2 separate regions of the Mus musculus genome follow, and region 1 is linked to region 2. Evidence: chromatin loops called from intact Hi-C (ENCODE). Cell type or tissue: left cerebral cortex. All regions are shown on one strand. Each heading gives the region's core, and the rest is flanking DNA. Links, peaks and the distances in the headings are about the cores only. Region 1 holds the start of Pak7 (p21 (RAC1) activated kinase 7). Region 2 overlaps Pak7 (p21 (RAC1) activated kinase 7).

Evidence for each region. A loop is a pair of places that touch in the nucleus more often than their neighbours do. Peaks named below come from ENCODE experiments on the same cell type or tissue, not always from the same donor. Only the 100,000 strongest peaks of a DNase experiment are listed, where the experiment ranks them.
Region 1: a loop joins it to region 2, with 4 times the contacts of the local background. A loop is called at or near these places in 5 of 42 quality-filtered maps.

Annotation. Positions count from the first base shown.
Region 1 is chr2:136,385,626-136,388,541 of GRCm38, forward strand. It overlaps Pak7 (p21 (RAC1) activated kinase 7), which reads right to left and starts at 2,342. Exons shown (of 10, transcript NM_172858.2): 1 at 2,029-2,342. In left cerebral cortex, for the core only: a CTCF peak has its summit at 1,641; DNase peaks (open chromatin) are centred at 747, 1,675, 1,874 and 2,354; H3K4me3 peaks cover 2,500 bases; H3K27ac peaks cover 2,420 bases.
Region 2 is chr2:136,147,817-136,150,732 of GRCm38, forward strand. The region is part of intron 3 of Pak7 (p21 (RAC1) activated kinase 7); the gene reads right to left. The region is part of intron 3 of Gm14218 (a long non-coding RNA gene); the gene reads left to right. Among named protein-coding and RNA genes, the nearest start is that of Gm14218, 12 kb to the left of the region's middle. In left cerebral cortex, for the core only: CTCF peaks have their summits at 1,343 (motif pointing right) and 1,887 (motif pointing right); DNase peaks (open chromatin) are centred at 1,388, 1,905, 2,305 and 2,515; H3K27ac peaks cover 329 bases.

The DNA.
Region 1 (2,916 bases), core at 286-2,785, 240 kb after region 2:
CACTGAGATATTAGACAGAAAATACCCAGATCTGCATCAATAAATTTCTACTTCTTTAAGCTACCAAGTTGGGGGTGTATGGCTATGTCAGTGCTAAGAAATAAAACAATTTGGAGTATTTCAGTAAAAGTAAATTGAATTTGACTTGCATAGCAAATACATATAACATGGGTTCCAAACACATACATGTCCTTCTCAAAGAGATTTCCCCATGCCCAGTTTCTTTGTATTATTATTAATGTCTACATCTATCCATTTATGTGGGCTTTGCTTTGTGAATCACAAGTCTTTGTTGCTGATACATTAAATCACTTCCACAAAATCCCACACCTAAATACGGAGGAACCAGAGTTCAAATTTAGCTTTATCTCATCACTAAAATGACACTGTATTCCAGAACATCTGTCTCTGGTGCCTGTCCATTGCAGCATATTCTGAGGATGTAGGAAAGGCATTGGCAACCTCGGCTTTCAATGCCTACAATCAAAACTCACGTTTGTTAATTAAATGATAAGTTGCAAGGACTGAGTACAATCAATCTCTTATTCACAGAGGAACACGAAGTTTATTCTACTACAAGTATTGTCAATGAACTTGCCATTAGCTTCTACAGCTTTCATTAGAAGTTCTGCTTTGCACACGTGTATTCAAAGTCAAGGTGTTATCAGATTGGACACTTATAGCTTTACTCTACTTAAATTCATTTCCCTCCTGCAGTCTCTGTTTCATTATCACAATACTGACTCATTCTTGCCACCTAAGGAGATCATAAGAATAAATAGTGTAAGTGCAGAGGAAAGTATCTAAACTTCATATTCACAGACAGATGCCCAGCCTGAAAAGATAAAACAGGGGATGAAGGTGTGTTCTAAATTTACCTTTCCTCCCTCTCAGGGGGCTATGCTGCTAATCATAACAGATACAACTGTAAGGTGTCACATCTGTTGTTGCAGAATGTCAACTTTAAGAAGGCTTGTGTAGGAGGGACTTCTTCAGGGAGTAATGTGTCCATCTGTAAATTAAAGATGCTGCCTTTACACCAAATGCCACAAGAGGGTCTCTGATGTTTTGTGAAGTACCTATTTCCCCAGAAGTGTATCCAGTTTTCCAAGTCGTTATCAATTATTGGCCAAGACATTTTTTTCTTTACTACTCTAATATTTAAAAGATCTGTTCAGTTCTTTGAAAGGTTAGGGCTCCCTTAATTGAGATATGAATGCTGGCAAATTAACTTCTACCCTATCACAATGGAAAGCTCCAGACACACTCGGTTTCAAAACGGATGCTCACATTTGTGCCCTAAACTGGACACTTGACAGTCCTGAGACTTTCCAAGTTTATCCTCTAGGAGACTGACATTGTACAGAATTTTAACCAGAGTTTGGAAGTGATATTCTCTTCCACATTCTGTCCACCAATGTTCACAAGCAGAAGTTCTTTCCCAATCCATTGCAACCCACTAAGCGAACAGAGACAAACAACAAAGGAAAACACAGTCCCATAAAGGTTCCGCTATTGCATCTGGTGGTCCACACCTGCTAAAAGACAAAAACCATATGGGAACCCTGCCCTGGCAATGCATCCAGCACTCCCTGGGAGCAGCAGGCACTGTCGTATCACCGGCAGGGCGTGCGCGAGTGCATACACAAAGAACTGCTGCTGGGCTTGCTAGCCTTTCGGGGTACCAGCAGACTCCTAGAGCTGGCATCCAGGGTGATCTCCTACGCCCTCCATCCTAGCATAAGAGCGCTATCCTTTATTTGACCGGTGAAGAGCCCAAGCTGGATGATATCGCAAAGATTGGGGGTTGGGGAGTGGGCGGACCCTGGATCCCTTGCCCATTCTCAGAGGTCCCCAGCCTTTGGCATCTCCTAGGAGATGCACAATCAATTGTGCTGTCATAGAGGTCTCCTTTCGCATCCTCTCTAGGCAAAGCCAGATGCCCGGTGTAGCAACCGTGCGCATCTTGGCAAGCGCCCCTTCTGGAGCCGCTACCCATAAGCCGACCTGCCCGGTGCTCCTGCCTACCTGGTGGCTGGCTGTCAGCAGAGAAGTCGCGGTACCTCATCTGCTTCTCCGCTGCTGCTACATCTGTTATATCGCTCCAAGCGCCATGTTCCTGCTCTCCACGGGCGCACGCCAGGGAACTACTACGGCTGGGAAGGGGCAAGGGGGGCGGGGGCTAGAGGAGGGGGTGGGGGCAGAGTCAAAGCTTTTTACTCTCCTCCCAAACCTCTCCCAGCTACTGAGCATGCCCAAGCCGCCTGGCTTCGCCCCTAGGAGGACTGTCCGCTGAGACCACTCAGCTGCTCCGGGTTTTAGGAGCAGCCCGCTGTAGGAAAGCTGTAGCAATTGAGGGGGGTGAAAGGGGGAGTGTGGAGGGAGTGTCTGCACGCCCGAGCTGGAGAAAACAGCCAATCGGATCACACTTTCCTTCTACCATCCCCCTGCGGGCTACTCCCGCATACCCCTCCCTGAACATCCCAGTTTGTCCAAATTTTCTATAGGACCTTTGCAAAGCCGCACTACATCAGTATGCTAGCTAGTCTCTTTAGCATCACCTGGTCCTGTGCTTCGCAAACTTTAATGAGCCTTTGATTTAAAATACAGATTTGGATTCAACTGCCTGGTCCTGAAAGTCCCCGTGCCATTCGGCTGGTCCTCTGAAAGGTCAGGAGGTGCAAGAATCCAGAAACATCTTCTATAACCTCTAATTGGTCATGGAGTCTTTAATCAGCAATGGACTTATCAGCCTAAGGAGTTACCTTCAGCTTTTGATGATAGCAGCGGTTCAAGGGAGGATGTCCCCTGGGATGTCATGCCTTTCCTGGAAAGAGGCTTTGTAGGGCACACACTGAAGACAGCATAAAACCATTAGTTTGATCTAGAATTAGGAGTTTCGGAGACGATGGGCTC
Region 2 (2,916 bases), core at 175-2,674:
ACCCCTTTGGGGGTCGCATATCAGACGTTCTGCATATCAGATATTTATGTTACAATTCATAACAGTGTCAAAATTAGTTTTGAAGTTGCAATGAAATAACTTTATGGTTGGGGTCACCCCAACATGAGGGACTGTGTTAAAGGGCTGCAGCATCAGGAAGGTAGAGAATCATTATCATATGTGATAGAGAGAGAGCAAACCTATAACAATTTGTAAAAGGTAAAGCTATGCAGAGAGTAAAAAGACTCATGATTTCCAGGATTAACAGGAGGAAGGCATGGGTAGCTGGAGCACAGGGATGCTCAGGGCAGTAACACTGCCCCATGCCACCCAACCGTAGATTTAAGTCTCTGTTGGCAGTCATGTGCAATGTGCATGCCAAGAGCATTCCCTCAGTGTCACCTGTGGACGGTGGCTGGTGTTCTTGCATCAGTGAGAGTCCCTCAGTCACAAGACTGCATCAGTCTGGTGAGGCTTTTGGCATTGAGAGGCTGTGCATGTTTGGGGCTGGGGGTGGTAGTATCTGTGGATCCTCTGTACCTTCTAAATTTTCTCTGATCCAGAAATTGGTCTACAAAAACGAAACAAAACAAAACAAAACAAAACAAACAAAAAACCGAAACGCAAATAAACCAATCCACCACCAGCAAACTATATTAAGGCATTTTTTTCTCTCTACCAAGAAAGATGACTGCATTAGGCCACTGTATCACATTTTGTGGAGTTGCCCCCTTGCTGGAGGAGTAAGCAGGAGACTAAGAACGGATGCTCTAGTCACCACCACTGCAAAGCCACAGGTGTTTTTGTTCCGTATTGTGGAGGCCAGGAATTTGGCAAGAACATCTTCTGGGAAGTTGCCTGTGAAATTAGCGGTTGGTTGAGTCTGTGGTCACAATAAGTGACTGTATATTCCAGATGTTCACTATCATGGTGGCAGGCACTAGATAGAGGCTGTTAACTGGGGGTTCTGTCAGAATATCTGTCACAGCATCTACATGTGATTTTTTCCAAAACAGACTTTCTTACAGGAAATTTAATTTATGTGTGATTCAGGAACAAAAGGGCTGAGAGGCACAACAGAGTGTGGAAAAGGTTAAATTATAACTCAGAAGGGAAAGCTGTCTAATTACTCAGAGTTGAGAGGATAACATTTGTTTATCTCAGTATGGGATCAGTTTTGCTAATTAAAATGCAAATTCCTCTTAATTTGTAAGTGGAAGCATTGACAAATTAAAGCCACAATGTATCCATACCCCAAATGACAGCATACAGGTGCTAACAATGTCACCCCGCTTCCCAAAGCAGCTAGGTGCAAAGCTGTGATGCTGTTCTCGGCCACTAGGTGGCACCTTTGCATAGGTTTGAGAAATCTAGCCTGCAACGAACAGAGTTGAGCACCTTTTCTTTCCCAAGCACTAGATGGCATCTCAGTTTCCTTTGATGCCTTTGAGCACAGAGATTTTCATAGACACAGAGCTGAGGATGAGACCCGGGAAAACTGTGTTAAGCGATTATTCCTGCTTATAACTTTATTATTCCCTGCGAGCTTTTCAATGTGCATCAGAAACAGGAACACTTGCCCTTAACTGAAAGCCAAGAAAATTATTCAGTTTTAGAGACAATACAGGAATCCAAGCATTCAAAATGTCAGCATGACCATGATTATTATTAATACTAAACTATGGAAAACAAAAAAAGGAAAAATAAATAAATAAATAAAAGTTGTATTATCAAGCATTAAAGGGATGTTTAAATGTTAAATCTATATCCTTAAGTTGTAGAAATGCAATAGGAGAAAAGATTGAATATACAAGAAGAGATTATCTAAACTGAATTTACAAACAGATGAGTAGGCTTGTAATGGGACACTTACACCAGAAGAGGGCGGCATAGTTTAAGGAATTCACAACATTTAGGAACTCGATAGGTCAGAGGACACCTCTCTAATGTTATTGTGCTAAAATTGTTAATCAAATTGAAATGCATGACTCTACTTTATGTGGCTTGTGCCTTTCTCTGCTAAGAACCTCTACCCAGTGTTATTGCTGAGGTGAACGTATAGCAAGGTACCCTGGCTCCGGACTTTAGTTCAGACATTATTTATGGAGTGCCTGTTGCCTGACAGCAAGGTCCGTAAGTAGAATAACCAGCTGGTTAAAGGGAAACTTAGAGAGTGAACATAGCAGTGTTTCAGGGCGGGGGTTCCAAGAGGAGATTCAGAAGATGGAAGGTGTGTCCTCTCATAGTCTGTTCCTGGGTGTTGCTCTAGTATTTAATGGACTAGAGCAAATAGAAGCAAAGAGCTTTAGAGTAAAAACAAACAAACAGACAAACAAACCGCACAAAAGCATGGTGATGTTCAAGCCTAGGAATGTTAAGTACCATCTAGGATTTGGGAAAGAAAAACCGAAAAGGGATCCGATCACTCTCTTTTGTTTTCAGTTGGAGGAGACAGCTGATAGTTGCTAAGCCCCGGCCTTGTTCTAGCCAGCTTCCTTACGAGTGGCTCATCCTCTCTGACACCAAATCTTGAAAACTTTGTCGACTCCTCTCTCTTCTTGACTTCTTCTCCCTCCCTGTTTGCTGTGTTGATTCTGATGTGAGCAGCTGGGCCAGTACTTGGTTGTTCCTGATGGCTGGTGCTCTCTGCATTCTTGGGTAGATACTAGAAAGCACACACTGTATCCAACTCTGCTCTGGTGAGCATGACGCCGAATCTCTGTGATTTCTCTACTTGGCTCTTGTTGTTTGAACTCACAGGGGATTTCTAGATGGTGCTGAAGTTTGCTCCCAAGGGGAAGTCTTTCAGCATTAGAAGACAGCTGTCCTACATAACTTTCTACTCCTGAGTCTTTGACAGATCACCACTGTTCTCAGCCATTCATGAAACTGCCTAAGTTCTGGATTATTTATCCT